Linked DNA regions of Homo sapiens: region 2 is linked to region 1. Evidence: read pairs that join two places in POLR2A ChIA-PET (ENCODE). Cell type or tissue: PC-9. All regions are shown on one strand. Each heading gives the region's core, and the rest is flanking DNA. Links, peaks and the distances in the headings are about the cores only. Region 1 overlaps GPR37L1 (G protein-coupled receptor 37 like 1). Region 2 overlaps DDX59-AS1 (DDX59 antisense RNA 1).

Region 1 (2,500 bases), core at 1-2,500:
TAAATGACCAGTTTTGTGTTGGGGGGGGTGTATGGTGCTGGTTACTTTTCCGCAGTTGGCATGGGTTGCCCTACAGGCCCACAGGGCCACCAGCACACCCCCGCACGCTGGGCACCAACAGAGCCACGGAGCGCGAGCACATGCCCGCCCGGGGAGCACAATGGCGCTGCACAAAACGGCCTCCCACACGTGCGTCCAGGCTCTTGCGCCACCTCCTTCTCATTCTCTTTTCAGACTTTCATGTAGTCCCAGCTTTGAGCCAGCAGCTGCCACTTGGGGCTGCAGAGCTCTGTTGAGGGAACTGCCCAGGGCTGGGTAGAGGCAGCAAGGGGACAGGGCTGGGTGCTGTTGTGTGCGAACTGAGCTGCACTCTCCTTAGGCCCAGTTCAGGCCTCAGCCCCTCTTTCCCAGGCCCTGGATCTCACCAGCAGCCAAGGTTGAGCCAGAACCAGAACCCTGTCCCTCCGGCCCCCAGTTCCTACCCCAGAACCAGTTAACTGTGCTTCAGGGGTAGGGCTGGGCCCACAGAGCCTGGGGGAGTGTCACCGCCTTTGCTGCCTCTCAGTTAGTGTCAATGCTATGGGTTTCCTGGTAGGAGCCCTGCCCTCGCTCCTCTGCTGGATTCTAGTCCCCCACCCGACCTCACCGTCAGAGCTGGTCCTCCCTCGGCACTGCTCACAGCTGCTGCCTCAGAGCCTGGTGACCCTGCCTGCTCAAATCCGAGGCCATCTTGACCCAGTTTCACAGTAAGCCCCACCTCCTCCCGCTCCACCTCCCTCGGCCTCTCCTTCACCCTGGAAAATGGAGCAGGCCCTTGCAGAACACCCCAGCCCTTCTCACCCCTCCCACTGCAGGAAAAAGGAGCCAAACTGTCCCTTAGTCCTGGGAGTGGGGACCTTGACTCCCCGTCCTGGGCCCTCCAGCCCCTCACCTTCATTGGTGCCCAGGGCTTCCTCCTGGAGGCAGTCATCAGACCTGTCAGAGCAGTTCCCTGCCTGGAGAGGCAGTTCCCCACTGCCAGAGAGTTGGAGGAAAGAATGTGGATGGAATTTGGCATCTGAAGCTAAGTGATTCTAGGGTACCTCCCAACTCCTAAGCAAAATGGGACATGTCCTCCTGGCTAAGGAGGTTGAATGGGAGCCAGGGCTCTATCCCCTGCCCTCTCCTGACTGCAAGCATGGCTAGGTTTTCCTGGGCCTGGGATCCCGGGAGAGGACCAGCAATCTCACTCATCTGGGGCTGTTTCCAGGCCAAGGTGCCTTTCTCAGATCCTGTGATCCTCACTGAGGATTGAGGTTTGAGATAAGAGAGCTGGTTACCAGGAAGCAAGCAAGCATCCTCCTTCCACAGTGCCGGCGTGCAGCAGGTGCTAATATGACTTAAAGAATTTGTTCAGGGGCCAGGTGCTCATGCCTGTAATCCCAGTACTTTGGGAGCCCGAGGTAGGAGAATGACTTGAGTCTGGGAGTTTGAGACCAGCCTGGGCAAAATAGTGAGACCCTATCTCTACAAATAATCAAAAATTAGACAGGCGTGGTAGTGCGCACCTGTAGTCCCAGCTACTCAGGAAGCTGAGGCAGGAGAATCGCTTGAGCCCAGGAAGTGGAGGCTGCAATGAGCTGTGATCACACCACAGCACTCAGCTTGAGTGACTGAGTGGGATCTTGTCTCAAAAAAAAAAAAGTGTTCAGCCAGGCATGGTGGTACACACTTGTAGTCCCAGCTACTCAGGAGGCTGAGACAGGAGGACTGCTTGAGCCCAGGAGTTCAAAGCCAGCCTGGGCAACATAGTGAGACCCCCCCACCCAGCTCTTAAGAAAAAAAAAACACACATAACCTATTAAAGTTGAATGGGAACAGACCATGAGTATAGGTAAATTGTCATGTTTGGGGCCCTTTGATGCCAAAACCTGGATGCATTTAAGAATCCCTGGGCCAAGCCTGCTCCTAACACTAGAGAATTGAATTCCCAAAGGAGAGGAAGGAATAAAAGGTTCGGGGCACCATGCAAAGTGCTTTATGTATCTTGTCTCATTAAATGACCATAATCCTCTGTGAAGGACAGATTATTCCCATTTTACAGATGAGGAAGCTGAGACTGAGTTTAAGTAATTGCATTCAGTTCCAGGATAGGTGATGAGAAGGTGACTCCCAAGTGGAGCAGGGAGACCCAGTGGATTTCAGGCTCCCCTCAGCCCTGTAACCTGGCATCAGGATCTGAGGGCTGGTCTGAAGTCTGCCCTCGGGTGAGCGTGTCAGTGCCCCCTCAGACCATCCCAGCTCAAGTCCACTGCCCACCATGTGCCAACCCCCCCGCAAGCCTGGGACCCCTAAGCAACAAACCCTACATTGTTCCCCCAGCTGGCCCAGGCTGCGAGGACAGTGGCTCTTTCCCAAGGCCGCTGGCCTGCTGACTGATTCTGCAAGCCATTCACGTTGGCAGGCTTGGGAGGTGGCGGTGGCAGAGCCTTGGAGCCACCATCTCTCCCCCTTCATCTCT
Region 2 (16,768 bases), core at 6,435-8,934, 1.5 Mb after region 1:
CTATCTCACACACACAAAAAAAGCTCTTAACTTTTTCAAGTACTTTTCCATCAGTTATTTCAGATTTTGTGGGCTATGTCTCCCACAATTTAATGTAGCCATTTTAAATTTCATGGTGTATATCTAAGAGGAAAATTTGATATTATAACATGTTTATGGATTTTTCCCACTGTTTGAGTAGTATTGCCTTTCAACTAAGTAGACCTCTTTTAAGCAACCATGATCGCTCATACTTAAGTCCAGTTATCATCTGACACTGAATAATCCACCTACCTGCAATAATCGATTAATCAACACATCAAAATATGCTATAATAAACAGAAAATCCCTAATTTCGACAATGCTTTCATATAATTTGTAGGCTATATTTTAACAAGTCATTTTAATTCTCACAGCACATTATTACACTGTTAAATTGAAATTTAATTTTTTTGCAAGCTGCATTCATTGTTGTTAATATTTATAACTGTTAAGGGATTATAACCAAATGATATCTGGTCCTGGGATAAGGAAAGAGCAAGAATGCAATCTGTTAAATTGGATTAAAGTATTAAGCTCAATTTCTGAAAGCACACTGAATGTATTCCCATAAAAATTAAGATTTTGAAGTGCAGAAGTTTCTTATGATGCAGCAAACAATGAGAAGTCAAAGATGAAAAGGCATTCAGCCTGAAATGAATCCTGCATAAAATGAAGAAAATAGAAACACTCACAGGTTTCATTATTTTAAGGGAAAAAAAACCTTCTATTTTACAGTAGAGAACAATAAGATGTGGGAAATGGAATGGGAGAATGGAGCAGTTTTCTTCTAGGGACATGTATTTAAGAATGGTTTTGGCCGGGCCTGGTGGCTCAAACCTGTAATCCCAACACTTTGGGAGGCCAAGGCAGGCGGATCACCTGAGCTCAGGAGTTTGAGACAAGCCCGGGCAAATGGCAGAAATTAGCCGGGCGTGATGGTGGGTGCCTGTTGTCCCAGCTACTCAGGAGGCTGAGACAGAATTGCTGGAGCCTGGCAGGTGGAGGTTGCAGTGAGCCAAAATCACGCCACTGCACTCCAGCCTGGGTGACAGAGAGAGACCTTGTCTCAAAAAAAAAAAAATGCTCTCAAACCCCTGAAACGCTCTACTAAATTCTGTTGCCTTGTTGAGATAATCCACTAAAACCAATAACTGTTCCTTTTTTCTTACAAGTAAAAACACTTTCTTATTTATTTATTTATTTATTTATTTATTTATTTTGAGACAGAGTCTCACTCTGTCACCCAGGCTGGAGTGCAATGGCGCAATCTAAGCTCACTGCAACCTACGCCTCCCAGGTTCAAGTGATTCTCCCACCTCAACCTCCCAAGTAGCTGGGACTACAGGCATGCACCACCACACCTGGTTAATTTTTGTATTTTTAGTAGAGACAGGGTTTCACTATGTTGACCAGGCTAGTCTCAAACTCCTGACCTTGTGATCTGCCTGCTTCGGCTTCCCAAAGTGCTGGGATTACAGGTATGAGCCACTGCGCCCAGCGATACTTTTTTATTGTAGGAGATATTTATGAAGAAGAAGAAAAAGAAATTACCATAAGCCCACCATCAGAGATAACTACTATTAACACTTTTAACAGCTTTACTGAGATTCACATCCCATAAAATTCACCCATTGAAAGTGCACAACTCAATTTTTTAAGTGTATTTAGAGTTGTACCATCATCAGCACCTAGTTTTAGAATAATTCATCACCCCAAAAAGAAACCTATTAGCATCACTCCTCATTTCCCTAACACACATTTCCCCCTACTCAGTCCTAAGCAACTACTAATCTATTTTTTGTCTCTAGAGATTTGCCTATTCCGGATATTTCATATAAATAGGATCACAGTATGTGGCCTTTTGCAACTGATTTATTTCACTTGGCATAATGTTTTCAAGATTCCTCCATGTTGTAGCAGGTATCTGTACTTAATTTTTTTAAATTGCCGAATAGCATTCCATTGTATGTACATAACATAATTTGTTTATCCATTTATTATGGATATTGGGTTGTTTCCACTTTCTGACTGTCATGAATAATGCTGCTATAAATATTCATGTACAAGTTTTTGTTTGAATACTTGTGTTTAATTCTCTTAGAATCTAGGAGACTGAAATTTCTGGGTCATATGGTATCCCTACGTTTAATATTTTGAGGAACTGCTAAATTATTCTCCAAAATGGCTGTACCACTTTACAGTCCCATCATCAATGTATAAAGGTTCCAATTTCTCCACATCCTGACAACCCTTTATATTGTCTGCCAACTATATATATATTGCTATCCTAGTAAGTGTGAAGTGCTATCTCATTGTGGTTTTGATTTGCATTTCTCTAATTACCAATGATGTTAAGCATCTTTTCATGTATTGGTTATCTGCATATTTTCTATGGAAAAGGGTCTATTCAGATCCTCTGTCCTTTTAAAAATTTGTTTTTTTTTTAAAGTATTAAGACTTCATTATAAATTCTGGTTACAAGTCTCTTATCAGATATATATTAATTACAAATCATTTATTCCATTCTATGAATTGTCTTTTATTTTCATGATAGTATCACTTGCAGCACAAAAGTTTTTAACTTGATGAAGTCTACTTTATCTATTTTTTTCTTTTGTCTCTTACGCTTTTGGTGCTGTATCTTAGAAGGTTTTGTCTGACTCAAGGTCATGAAAATTGTGCCTGTATTTTCTTCTACAGATTTTCTAACTTTAGCTCTGACATTAGAGATTAGAGTCTGATCCATTTGATTTAATTTTTGGTAAGTGTGAGGCTGGGGTTAAACTTAATTCTTTTTTTTTTTTTTTGAGACGGAGTTTTGCTCTTGTTGCCCAGGCTGGAGTGCAATGGCGTGATCTGGGCTCACAGCAACCTCCGCCTGCTGGGTTCAAGCGATTCTCCTGCCTCAGCCTCCTGAGTAGCTGGGATTACAGGCATGCGCCCCCACGCCTGGCTAATTTTGTACTTTTAATAGAGATGGGGTTTCTCCATGTTGGTCAGGCTGGTCTCAAACTCCCGACCTCAGGTGATGTGCCCACTTCGGCCTCCTAAAGTGCTGGGATTACAGGCGTGAGCCACCATGCCCAGCAAACTTAATTCTTTTATACATGGATATCCAGTCATCCCAGCAACATTTATTGAAAAGATTATTCTTTACCCTCATTGAATTGGCTAGACGCCCTTGTTAAAAATCAATTGACCATAAGTGAAAGGGTTTACTTCTGGACTTTCAATTCTATTTTTCTGACCTATATGTCTATGCTTGTGCAACTATTAATATTTGCTATGAATTCATCTTTTTTCATATAAATTTTTTCACATTTATTTTTTCAAAACCATTGAGTCATACCAAGCATGCAGTTTTTAACTTTTTTTCTCTTAATAGGCCATTAATATCCTCTGTCATTAAATATTCAACCTAATTTTTTTTTTGTTGAGACAGAGTCTTGCTCTATTGCCCAGGCTGGAGTGCAGTGGCACGATCTCAGCTCACTGCAAGCTCTGCCTCCCGGGTTCACACCATTCTCCTGCCTTAGCCTCCTGAGTAGCTGGGATTACAGACACCAGCCACCACGCCCGGCTAACTTCTTGTAGTTTTAGTAGAGACGGGGTTTCACCATGTTAGCCAGGATGGTCTCAATCTCCTGACCTCATGATCCGCCTGCTTTGGCCTCCCAAAGTGCTGGGATTACAGGCGTGAGCCACCGTGCCCGGCCTATTCAACCTAATTTTTAACGGTTGCATTATATTCCATTGTACAGATGCATAAAAATTAGTTAAACTAATCTCTTACTCAATACTTAAGAGATTGTTTTCAGAATAACATTATCTTTAACATAATAAACATCCCCAAAATATAGCTCTATTTGTATCAGTAATTACACCATAAGAAAAAAAACCTAGAAAGAAAAATTGCTAAGTACAAATATTTTTAAGCACTTGATTAAAAAATACTGCTATTGTATTAATTGACTAGCAATGTACAGGAGCGTGAGTTTCTTTATATGCTTACTAAAGCTGGATATTATCATTTAAAAATCTTGACAAATTTTGAATTCACATTTTATCAATGATTTGTAAGAAGGATATCTCAAACTTAGAAGTTTTTGATAGATTAAGTCAAATACCCAACTTTCCCCATATTTTAAAGATCTCAAATTATGTATATACATGTATACATACGTGTGTGTGTACACACACACACACACACACACACATTTTAGTTTCTTGTAGAGATGAGGTTTCACTATGTTGCCCAGGCTGATCTTGAACTCCTAGGCTCAAGGGATCCTCCTGCATCAGCCTCCCAAAATGCTGGGATTATAGGCATGAGCCACGACACTCAAACAAAAATCTCAAATTTTAATGTTATTTTTATTTTCTATATGTAGTACTGCCTTATTTTGCCTCACAGAGTAAATTGCCATTGAAAGAAAACACTTTGAAGAAAGTGACCTAATGAAGCAATCAATAAGATATAGATTTACAGAGACAGGGTGACTACTCCAGCAAGGCCTCACACGGTTACTTTACATCGATGTGGTCACCAAAGTGAAGTTAGCTATGTAAGTTCTGAAAGTAAATTTGATCAGTGATTCAGAGAGTTGATTGGTCTCTGATGAAAGGACTCACGGTAACCAACTCACCGAAGACTGATATTTAAAGTGGAATGCCTTCTTACTCATTTCTTGTGAGGCACCTCACTGACACAGACCAGATTGCTCAAAATGTTTGCTCAGGGCATGTTTTCTCTTGCATGAGACCTGGCACATAGAAAATACTCAATAAAAGCCAGGCACAGTGGCTCAGGCTTATAATGCCAACACTTTGGGAGGCTAAGGCAGGAGGACTGCTTGAAGCCAGAAGTTCGAGACCAGCCTGGGCAGCAAAGTGAGACCTCTGTCTCTACAAAATTAAAAATTAAAAAAAAAATTAGCCAGCCATGATGGCTTGTGCCTGTAGTCCCTGTAGTCTCAGGTACCTAGGAGGCTGAGGCAAGAGGACTGCTGGAGCCCAGGAGTTCAAGGCTACAGTGAGCTATGATTGTGCCACTGCACTACAGACTAGGCAACAGAGTGAGACCTCGTCTCATAAAAAAAAAAAAAAAAGAAAGAAAGTACTCAATAAATATCAGCCATTATCATTATCGTTATTATCATTAATATTATAGTGCAATTGACTGAGATTTTGCTCATCTCCCCTTTATAGGGAACCCACTCTGATCTTTGAGGTGGCTCTGGACCTTTTGGAGTCATGCTCACTTTGAGAGTCTAATGAATTCTGTGGATACTTCCAGCAGATAAAAAAGCCCATATGTACATATGGAGAATGGGCTAAGAACTGTGCTCTTATGTCCACTATGGCCCTACTCAAATGCTCAGACTTGAGCAGTCCTGAGTTAAGAGTAAAATGCATGTGCAGTTCACAATCAGGCAACCACACTAGAACACTGGGCTGGGACAAACTCTCTTGGCTTTTTTCTTTCATTTTGCTTTGTGCCTTTCTTCTTTTTTTTCTTGGAAATATCCTCCCCTCAGAAAGCCAAAAAATGTGAAGCCCAGGCCTGCCTTGATTGAAGACATAAATAGTCCTCACCCCACCTGACTCATTGCTCTCCTTTTCATTTCTCCCTCTCTCTCTTTTTAAATTTTAAAGTGATTTTTTAAATTTTAAAGTGATTTCACTATTCATGTGGATATTCCATCTGACATCTTGGCCTCTCAGTTCCTCAGCCTTTTTGGCATCTGATAATCTAATCCTCCATGCCCCCTCAGATGACCATGGCATTCTTTTTCTCATGACAATCACTGCACACTTCTGACACTGTAACTTCCAGAGTCCCATTCTCTGACCAGCATCCCCCATCCTTCTGGATTCTCAAGAACTCCTGCTTCAGCAATTCTTCAACTTCATGAAGAACTCTCATTCTTAGACTCTATCATTTTCTCAACTATAATCAGCTATCCATGTCCTCACGTCTTTTTCTTTAGCTAGCCTAAAAGCCACAGCTCATGTTTATAATGACTCCCTTGCAAACACCCTTAAAACCTTTGCCCTTCTCTCCCTGAGCTTACCCTGTTGTATTCAATTAGGAAAGCCTGAAACTCTGCTTATACCCAACAATCTGCTCACTCTGGGCCTGCATGAGAGCAGCCAAATAGTGCTCAGCTGATCTTATTCACCATATCCATTAGTTTTCTTTAAATTCATGGCCCAAAATCTCAGTTGGGTGCTTAGCATACTTGACAATCCTACTATATTTCTTGAAATGTTCTCTTTCCCACTCTTCAAAAAGACTAGTTCACATCTTCCGTCTTTTCAAAGCTTCTAAATGATACCACCTCCCCACAACCCCAGCTGTAGCCCCACTCTTACCCACAGCTTTAACAAAAAATGAATAAATCAAAGCAGACAGCCAGGAGCGGTGGCTCACACCAATAATCCCAACACTTTGGGAGGCTGAGGTGGTTGAATCACTTGAGGTCAGGAGTTTGAGTCCAGCCTGGCCAACATGGTGAAACCCCATCTTTACAAAAATATAAAAAATTAGCCAGATGTGGTGGCACGTGCCTGTAATTCCAGCTACTCAGGAGGCTGAGGCAGGAGAATCGCTTGAGTCTGGGAGGCGGAGGTTGCAGTGAGCTGAGATTGCACCACTGCACTTCAGTCTGGGCAACAGAGCGAGACTCCATCTCAAAAAAAAAAAAAAAATCAAAGCAGAAAAGGACCACTCAAACTACAGTGTGCTTTTGTATGTACCCATTTTGAGTTACCTCCTAGTTCCATGGATCAAGTGTCCTTGCATTTCAAAGGCCAGCCCTTCTGTTTGTGTTCTGCAGCCCATGCAAATCTTGCATCTTCAAGGACTTTGCTCTGGAAATTATTCCCTCTCTCACCTGTATAATCAATTTCTCCCTTTCCCATGGTTTATTTCCACCAGCAAACAATACGCCATAATAGCTCCTATCTTAAGAGAGAAAAAACATATCTTGACCACATATCTCTCTCCAGCCCCAGGCAAGTTTCTCTGCTCCCCTTCATAACAAAACTTCTTGAGTTGGCCATAATCGCTGATTAGCTTTTTACCCCACATTTTCTCCTCAGTCCATTTCCCCTGAGATTCCTCTTGTCCAAGTCACTAATGGCTTCCATTCTGCCAGATATAACAGTCACTTCTCTGTTTTTATTTTACTTGAATCTCTGAGAGGTATTAGAAACACTTCTCCTTGAAATACTTTCTTCTTTTGCTTCTAGGGCAAAACAATCTCTGGGTTTCCCTCCTTCTTCAATGACATTTATTCTTAGATCACTTGCCAGTTCTTCTTCGACTCAGTCTTTAAAAGCAGGAGTGCCAAAGGCTCTGTCCCTGCTTCCCTTCTCTCCGTTTATGCATACTCTCAAGTCAAGTGACCATTTCCACTCCTGTCGCTTTACATGCTATTTTTAAACTTAAAAGAGTGGTTGAGGAGCTAGGTGACTGCGGTAAGGGTAGGAGTACAGTTCATACCTTTTACTTTTTATACAATGTATAAGCATCACATACTCAGACCAATTAAAATGTAAATAAATACGTGAGAGCGAAAAACATCTCTCTCATTTAGGCCACAATTAATTTGATTTTTTTCTTATATGCAGCCAAGCTGAATCCTAACTCATACAGAGGGACAGGTTGAATTTACAGGGCAAAAAGGGGTAACTACTAGTGTTAAGGAAGGCAGGAGGGACAGAATCCCCAGCCCCAGTGGAGGAATCAGCCTTTGATAGGACAAAGGGCACATCCTATGTAGCACAGAGGAAAGGAAGCACAGAGAATTACTGATAATGCAGGAAGATTTGCATGTTTGGTGAGAAGCTGAGAGGGTTCTTATGTCATGGCTTCGTGTTGTCTATGAAATAGGAGGCAAGGTTCGCTCATCAGTCAGGGAGTGGGTCCAGGGAAGCTGGGAGAGGGGATTTTTGAGGCTTGGAGGGAGTGATGGTTTACAATAATTGTTGCTGCAATGGAAGAGCAAGTTGACCAGAGAAAAGCAATAGGATTGTTGAGGGCCCCTTTGTGACTGGTAATCATGAATTTTTATTATTATTATTATTATTACTTGAGACGGGGTCTCACTGTGTCACCCAGGTTGGAGTGCAGTGGCGAGATTGGATCTTGGTTCACTGCAACCTCCGCCTCCTAGGCTCAAGGAATTCTCCTCCCACCTCAGCCCCACGTAGCTGGGACCACAGGAGCACGACACTATGCCCAGCTGATTTTTTTTTTTTTTGGTATTTTTGATAGAGATGGGGTTTCATAATGTTACCCAAGCTGATCCCCTGAGCTCAGGCGATCTGCCTGCCTCCCAAAGTGCTGGCTGGGATTACAGGTGTGAGCCACCGTGCCCAGCCAGGTATCCATGAATTTATAGGCGAGAATGCAGCAGATATGAGTTGTAACTTTCTTGGTTCAAATCCAGGCTCTGCCAGGAAATGACTGCTCTCAGGCAGGTTTCTTAAAGTTTGTACCTCAGAGTTTCCTCATTTGTAAAATGGGGGCTCTTTCATTTATTCAACAAATATTTAAGTGTCTACTGTGCACTATTAGACACACTTCTCCTTGAAAGCATAGTTCTTGGGGCTGAGATTAGAGCCAAATGGCCAGATATGATGGCTCATGCCTATAATCCCAGCATTTTGGGAGGCCGAGGCAGGAGAATTGCTTGAGGCCAGGAGTTCGAAACCAGCCTTGCCAACTTAGTGAGAACCTCACATCTCTATTTTTAAAATGTTAAAAAGTATTTTTTAAAAAACATATTAGAGCCAAAAACAAGAAAAACTTTGTTCCTTCATGGAGCTCACAATAGTTATATGTACCTTCCTTTTAGATTGTTATGAGGATTACACGAAATTTTAATTTCCTAAATGCTAAGATGTACACTTTTTTACATTTTACAGCTCTGAAATTGAGATTCATTTTACAATCAATGGCATTTTACAGTTAATTGGCAGGGTGTTTTTCTTTTTTAGTGTTATATAGAGTAATGGTGTCACTTATAATCAATGGGGTTTCAGATTCCATAAAATATGATCATACTTATAAAATCTTAATTAAGTATCTGGAAGGCTATACACTGCAGCACTTGTAATAGCAAATAACTGGAAACAGCTCAAATGGTTATCTGCGAGAGACTGGAGCTATAGTGCACCCAATGGAGAAGTGGAAAGGAATGAAGAATATTTTTATACACTGCCATGAAGCAATCAATCTCCAGGATATGTTGTCAGCTGAAAAGAAGGTGGAAAAAGTGTCTACAGTATGCTTCTGTTTATCTAAAAGGTGTATATATATATGCACAGATATAAAATACTTGCTTATATTTTCAAAACTGGAAGGATAGACAAAACAATTTTTGAATTAAAAAAATTAAGTAACCTATGGGAGAGGGAAGGAATAGGGTGGAAGGAATAAAAGCTAAAGTTTTCAGAATATACATAGTTTTGTAGATTTGATTTCAAACCCTGTAAATGTATTGTGTTTTTGTTTTTGTTTTTTTAGAGATAGGACTAGGTATGTTGCCCAAACAGGAGTGCAGATCATTCACAGGTATGATCATAGCACCCTGTAGCGTCACACTCCGGGGCTTCAGTGATTCTCCCGACTCAGCCTCCCAAGTATCTGAGACAGGTTTATAAAATTATAAAACAATGTTAAATCAAAATGGAAAAGAAAATCAATTCATGAAAAGCAAAAGCAAAAGGAAACAAATAGATCCACCCTTTGAATTGACTTAGTGGCTTAACCATACAGAAAGGATTATTTCACATGGTTTTAAAACACAATAATTTGACTATGTATCCTTACTAGAATATATCTGGAATTTTTAAAAAGTCAAAGACATTTTAAACTATTTTCAGTAATTATATGGTTAGTAATAATTTTGGTATTATTATTCTGAAGCCATTTTATATGTAACAAATAAAATTATATTAAATTTTTAAAATTTATTTATTTATTTATTTTGAGATGGAGTCTTGCTCTGTTGCCCAGGCTAGAGTGCACTGGTGTGATCTCGGCTCACTGCAACATCCACCTCCTGGGTTCAAGTGATTCTCCTGCCTCAGCCTCCTGAGTAGCTGGGACTATAGGCATGCACCACCACGCCTGGCTAATTTTTGTATTTTTAGTAGAGATGGGGTTTCGACATGTTGGCCAGGCTGGTCTCGAACTTCTGATCTCAGGTGATCCATCCACCTCCGCCTCCCAAAGTGCTGGGATTACAGGTGTGAGCCACCACTCCTGGCCATTAATATACTTAGAAACTAAAATTTTCAGTGTAAAAGTGATATCAAAATAAAATTTAAAACTTTTTAATTAAAAACCTTTTAACTTTTTAAAGTTAAATAAAAACCTTGTAATCCTAAATTTGAATAAAATGAACTTACGATTTTTTTCTCCTAAAAAAAAAAAAAAAAGAATGTCTGAGCTCTGTCCACTAAAAAGGCTTAGAAACCATAACCAATTTAGTAGCAATTAGCATCTCTCATGCCTAGGCTGTGGCCTATAAATACCATTTTCTGTCAAAGGGAATCAGAAACCCAGGCTCCTGATAGAAATGGCTGATTCTCAGTCTGGGACAAAAATATGTAAGATGGGCCAGGCGTGGTGGCTCACGCCTGTAATCCCAGCACTTTGGGAGGCCGAGGTGGGTGGATTATGTGAGGTCAGGAGTTCGAGACCAGCCTGGCCAACACGTCGAAATACCGTCTCTACTAAAAATACAAAAATTAGCCGGGCATGGTGGCATGTGCCTGTAGTCCCAGCTACTCAGGAGGCTGAGGCAGGAGAATCGCTTCAACCTGGGAAGTGGAGGTTGCAATGAGCCAAGATCCCACCACTGCACTCCAGCCTGGGCGACAGAGCGAGACTCCAACTCAAAAAAAAAAGTAAGATGAGCTGGGAACAAGCTCCATCACACCAGAAAGCAAGGAAACTTTCAAAGACTACTGGGTTTTATGTGTCAAAAAGACCCTAAAGCCACCTTGAAGAGGTTCCCACTGTCAAAGATGGGACAATTTAAGCTTCACAAAGAATAGTAAGTGCAATTAACTGAAATGCATCAAATATGTTAAACATTCTTGAGTCTGGCCTCACACAGTAACTCACACCTGTAATCTCAGCACTTCGGGAGGCACAGGCAGGAAGATCACTTGAGTCTAGGAGATGGAGACCAGCCTGGGCAACATAGTGAGAAACACATCTCCACAAAAAATTTTTTAAAAAATTAGCTGGGCATGGTACTGTGCCTATAGTCCCAGCTACTCAGGAGGATCGCTTGAGTCAGGGAGGTCAAGTCTGCAGTGACCCTAAGTCATGCCACGGCATTCCAGCTGGACAACAGAGCAAGATCCTGTCTCAAAAAATAAATTAAATAAAATAAATCCTTGAGTCTGCCAGGCGCGGTGGCTCACGTCTGTAATTCCAGCAATTTGGGAGGCTGAGACGGGCGAATCACCTGAGGTCAGGAGTTCAAGACCAGCCTGGCCAACATGCTGAAACTCCATCTCTATAAAAATACAAAAATTAGCTGGGCATGATGGCAGATGCCTGTAATCCCAGCTACTCAGGAGGCTGAGGGGGGAGAACCGCTTGAACCCGGGAGGCAGAGGCTGCAGTGGGCCGAGATCGTGCCATTGCACTCCAGCCTGGGTGACAGAGTGAAACTCTGTCTCAAAAAAAAGAAAAAAAAAATCCTTGAGTCCATAGTGATTAAGGAAAAAAAAAAACACACACGCTCATAGGTCACCTTTGGAAGATGCCAGAGGATCAACTCCTTAGCCCATGGTTACAAAACAACACTCTTAATCAGTACAGCCATCTGTGCAGTGCTGGAACATTTCTGATTTCAGTAAAATATCTAAGGCTCGTTGCAGTGCTGAAATAAATCCTGAAAGTACACAATATAAGTGGGATAAGATGCAAAAGGAAGACAGAAGATGACAGACATGTTGGGAGAGAAATTAATAGACTAATGGTCCCAGTGTGATTGAAAATGATCATGACGGGAGAAGTTGAACAAAGTAAAGCTGGAAGAAAAGGAGGTTGTTACCAGATAAAAGAATATCCAAATTGGTGCTCTTGATTTGTCCCCTGCTGAGAAATTTAGAGTTGCCTTGGGAAAACCTAAGATGCTCTTCTCTTCATTTTTTGAAAGTTTAATGTCCCATGAACATGCCTAATCTTGAAAGGGAGAATCCAGCACAATACTTTTTCCTCTGGAAAATTAACGCATATTGGCAGCAGGTTTCTTTTTTTTTTTTTTTTTGAGAGAAGTCTCGCTCTTGTCCCCATGTTTGAGTGCAATGGCTTTATCTTGGCTCACTGCAACTTCCGCCTCCTGGGTTCAAACGATTCTCCTGCCTCTGCCTCCCAAGTAGCTGGGATTAAGGTGCCTGCCACCACGACCAGCTAATTTTTGTATTTTTTAGTAGAGATGGGGTTTCACCATGTTGGCCAGGCTGGTCTCGAACTCCTGACCTCAGATGATCCACCCGCCTCGGCCTCCCAAAGTGCTGGGATTACAGGCATGAGCCACCACGCCTGGTCATATTGGCAGCAGGTTTCTAAGTATGCTAATGGTCATAGCTCATATATGATGTCCTCAGAGTATGACAGCCTTGCAATATTGAATCTAGTGAAACCTGCCTGAGCCTTCCTTTGCTAAAGTTTACAAAGGTAGATTTTATAGCTCAGCAGCGGTCTATTTTTCTAAACATTCAATGACATCTTTCTAAGTTCAAGTTTTAGGATGAATGTAGAGTGGTAAAATAGACCTCATTTTAATTCGGCATCTCCTAAATTGTCATCCCAGAAGCTTTGCTGACAAGAATTACGTACTTCTGTGAATGTATCTGTACCAGGAGTTTGAGCAGAAAAAATAATACTGATCACTGAGATCACAAACTCTATGATGTATATGAGATTAGTAGGATGACATTTCTAAAATTATTACATTAAAATGTTTATCATGTTATCGTAAGTATTAAATTCCTCTCTATAAAAGTTTTCATCATCATGTTTTGTGGTTACTATAAAGCTATGTAGTGCGTATTGAACTTGTGTCAAACATGACTCTATCTCCTTCACCCTCCACGTCCTATCTATCAAGAAGAACTATTGACCTATTGAACTTGAGTGTCAACCATGACTCTATCTCCTTCACCCTCCACGTCCTATCTATCAAGAAGAACTATTGACCTAACTTTCTCTTTATCTCTTGATTCTGTCTACTTCTCTTTTTCTCCACTGCCACTAATTCAGGCTACCCTAAAGTTCAGGCCACGCTCCTCTTCAGGCTGAAATATTGCCTCAGGTTCCTACCTCGGTTTTACCCTCTACATTCTTCTCTCCATATTTTAGCATCCCCCACTATCATTTCTCCATATTGCAGCATAAAGAAATAAATCTTCGCTGTTAAATGCTACTGACATTTTGGGGTCATTTGTTGCTGCAGTATAACTTGATCTAAGAAGACTAATATCTAACTTATTTCAGTTCCTTGGATGTGCTATATCTCACTTTGGGCCTTTCCTTCCTCTTCTTTTTCCTATTTTAATTGTCCCAATTCCTCTTCAGCTTTTAGATCTCAGTTTAGATGCCATTTCCTCTGGGAAGCTTTCCCTGATTCAGCAGGTCTGGCTTATGTACCCATCCTTACATTCCTATGAAACCCTGTAATTCCCTTATCCGCACTTACTGTGGAATTGTCTGTCTCCCTCCTCCACCTGCCTGCTGGAAGCTTGGTGAGGGCAAAGACTATGACTTCCTATTTCATCATTATATTCCCAGTTCTAGGCACATGGCAAATGTCGTAAATCTGTTGAATGAGTAAATAGTTCAATTCTTAGAATTTGAATACTTGGTCATACTACTTATCAGGAAAAGATGCCAAAGGCAGAAAAAGTACTGAGGTCCAAGTTCTGATCTGATTCATTGTGATGATACAAGTGGAAAAAAAAAATCAATGGCAGTTAAATACTATTAAACTGTGCTTTCCTGTATCCACCTTGATCAGAATTTATACGGGCTTTCCAAGCCTCACATATTAAAGAGTAAGGAGTAGCTATAAACTAATACGTGTGAGACTGAAGTTTCCCAAGATGAAAGAATGCTAGGCATTATTATTTCTATACATGTTTCAACAGCACATGAGAATAACATACAGGTCAGCTCACATTATTGCAGCATTTCCTGTTCTAAGACACAGCTTAAGGCAAACTCTTAGAATGGTTATGTAGGATGTATGCATTCCACAACTCTTGTCTAATTGAGTCACCTTTGTATACTTTCCCATCCCTCCCTGCCATAAAGCATATTAAAATTGAATTAGTAACGCCATCTGTGATTTCCATGTGACCTACTATAAATAATGTTTTCTGTGGCCCCACAATTAAAAGACCATCATAAAACCATTTCCGTGAAGATCTTTTGTGAAGAAAACAGAAATGGGAGTTTAGATTAATTATACTGTGCTCTGGTGCAACCTAAGAGGAAACCTGATTCTGAGCTTTTTGATTAAAGAAAAGAGTAGGAAAGAGCCACAAGTGAGACCTGAGTGGCTCTGAGGTTTGACTTATTAACCTTGAAAGGTGAAGAACTTGATGTTAAAAATTAGGTTTCATCCAGCATCCTAACTCATATGTAGAAATGAGTTGCTACTCACTAGGCTTCATTCATTCATTCATTCATTCATTCAGAATGAATCATCCTGCTCATCAAGATTGGCTACTTTTCCAAAAGTAACAATAATACAAACATATAGCAAAGGTCTAAAGCTTCCATAAGAAAACTAAGGAAAGTTGGGCACAGTAATGGAACACATGAATGTGAGTTATGTCTAAGGTTTCCAACAGATTAGGAAGTTTAGGAACACTAAAAATGGTTTTGGAACCAGGTTTCCTGATTGAAAGTTAAAGGGATATGGTTTTATACTTACATAAAGAAAAGCTTGAAGGCAGTGTAGTCTAGTGGATTTAGGAGACAGACCTGGGCTTCAATTCCTGCTGTGCCACTACCTAGCTGTGTGACCTTGGGCAAGATGCTTAATTACCTAAACCTGTTTCTTCATTAGTACGATGGGGATAAAATGCCTACTTTATAAGATTACAGTGAGAATTAAATATGACAATGTTTCTAAAATGCTTTGCACAATGCCTAGCCATAGAGAGTCTAATTAAATAGTAAGTATAATCATGGAGCTCTCCAGTGAAGAACTGGACTGCCCTGTAAGGTGGGAAGCGCCCTGTCTCTAAAAGCATTCAACAAGCCAGTTGGTCCTGTAGCAGGGTGCTATAAAATAATTCCTCCTACAAGGGTATGGAGAGTAGCAAGGGGTGGTGATTGGACTCTGATGAATGCATTCAAACCTAAGATTCCATGACACATTAATGCTTGAATTGCTTTACAAATATTGATTCTAAAATAAAATGGCCCCCAAAATACACAAAACTAAAATTGCTGGACTACAGGGAAAAATGAACACATCTACCTTTATAATGGGAGACTGATTGCTTGATCTATTTTATCTACTAACAGGTAAGAGAAATACTGACGGGGAAATACTGATGGGGAAATCTGAACATGAACATTAGTAAAGATATAGAATATCTGAAATACCAAGCTTGATTTATTTGCAAGTATCATGTATCTATCTAATGGTGAATAAACATTCTTCTCTGGTTTTAAAAATATATGAAAATTGACCATAGACTAGCCATAGAGCATTATCGGGCTACTGCACTCCAGCCTGAGTGACAGAGGGAAGACCCTGTCTCTTTAAAAAAAAAAAAGGCCGGGCGCGGTGGCTCACGCCTGTAATCCCAGCACTTTGGGAGGCCGAGGCGGGCGGATCACGAGGTCAGGAGATCGAGACCATCCTGGCTAACACAGTGAAACCCCTTCTCTACTAAAAAATATAAAAAATTAGCTGGGCGTGGTGGCGGGCGCCTGTACTCCCAGCTACGCAGGAGGCTGAGGCAGGAGAATGGTGTGAACCCGGGAGGCGGAGCTTGCAGTGAGCCGAGATCGCCCCACTGCACTCCAGCCTGGGCGACAGAGAGAGACTCCGTCTCAAAAAAAAAAAAAAAAAAAAACAGAGAAAAAAAAACACTTCATAAAGAAAATGAAAAGATCTTGGACTGAATCCTGGATTAGGGGAAAAAAATAGCTCTAAAACACCTTAATGGAACAACTAGTAAATTTTCAATAAGGACTGCATGTTAGCTACTCGTACTTCATCAATGTTAAACTACCTAAATTTGAGCCAGGCCCAGTGGCTCATACCTGTAATCCCAGCACTTTCGGAGGCCAAGGCAGGTGGATAGCTTGAGCCTAGCAGTTGGAGACCCCCGTGGGCAACATGGCAAAACCCCATCTCTAACAACAAAAAAATTCTCTCTAACAGGTGGGGTGTGCCTGTAGTCCTAGCTACTCTTACTTCATCAATGTTAAACTACCTAAATTTGAGCCAGGCCCAGTGGCTCATACCTGTAATCCCAGCACTTTCGGAGGCCAAGGCAAGTGGATAGCTTGAGCCTAGCAGTTGGAGACCACCGTGGGCAACATGGCAAAACCCCATCTCTAACAACAAAAAAATTCTCTCTAACAGGTGGGGTGTGCCTGTAGTCCTAGCTACTCGGGATGCTGAGGTGGGAGCCTCACTTGAGCCCGGGAGGTGGTTGCAATGAGCCGAGATCGCACCACTGCACTCCA

What was found. ChIA-PET counts read pairs that join two places held together with the same protein. Peaks named below come from ENCODE experiments on the same cell type or tissue, not always from the same donor. Only the 100,000 strongest peaks of a DNase experiment are listed, where the experiment ranks them.
Region 2: POLR2A ChIA-PET joins it to region 1 with 5 read pairs; 2 of 35 experiments call an interaction of 5 or more read pairs at or near these places.

The regions. Positions count from the first base shown.
Region 1 is chr1:202,130,927-202,133,426 of GRCh38, reverse strand. It overlaps GPR37L1 (G protein-coupled receptor 37 like 1), which reads right to left. Exons shown (of 2, transcript NM_004767.5): 2 at 1-2,500. ARL8A (ARF like GTPase 8A) reads left to right here. Exons shown (of 7, transcript NM_138795.4): 7 at 1-23. Among named protein-coding and RNA genes, the nearest start is that of GPR37L1, 9.3 kb to the right of the region's middle. RefSeq lists an enhancer at 1,977-2,500. In PC-9, for the core only: no CTCF peak of the experiment used is centred there; a DNase peak (open chromatin) is centred at 1,016; H3K27ac peaks cover 712 bases.
Region 2 is chr1:200,672,097-200,688,864 of GRCh38, reverse strand. The region is part of intron 1 of DDX59-AS1 (DDX59 antisense RNA 1); the gene reads right to left. Among named protein-coding and RNA genes, the nearest start is that of DDX59, 11 kb to the right of the region's middle. In PC-9, for the core only: no CTCF peak of the experiment used is centred there; no DNase peak of the experiment used is centred there.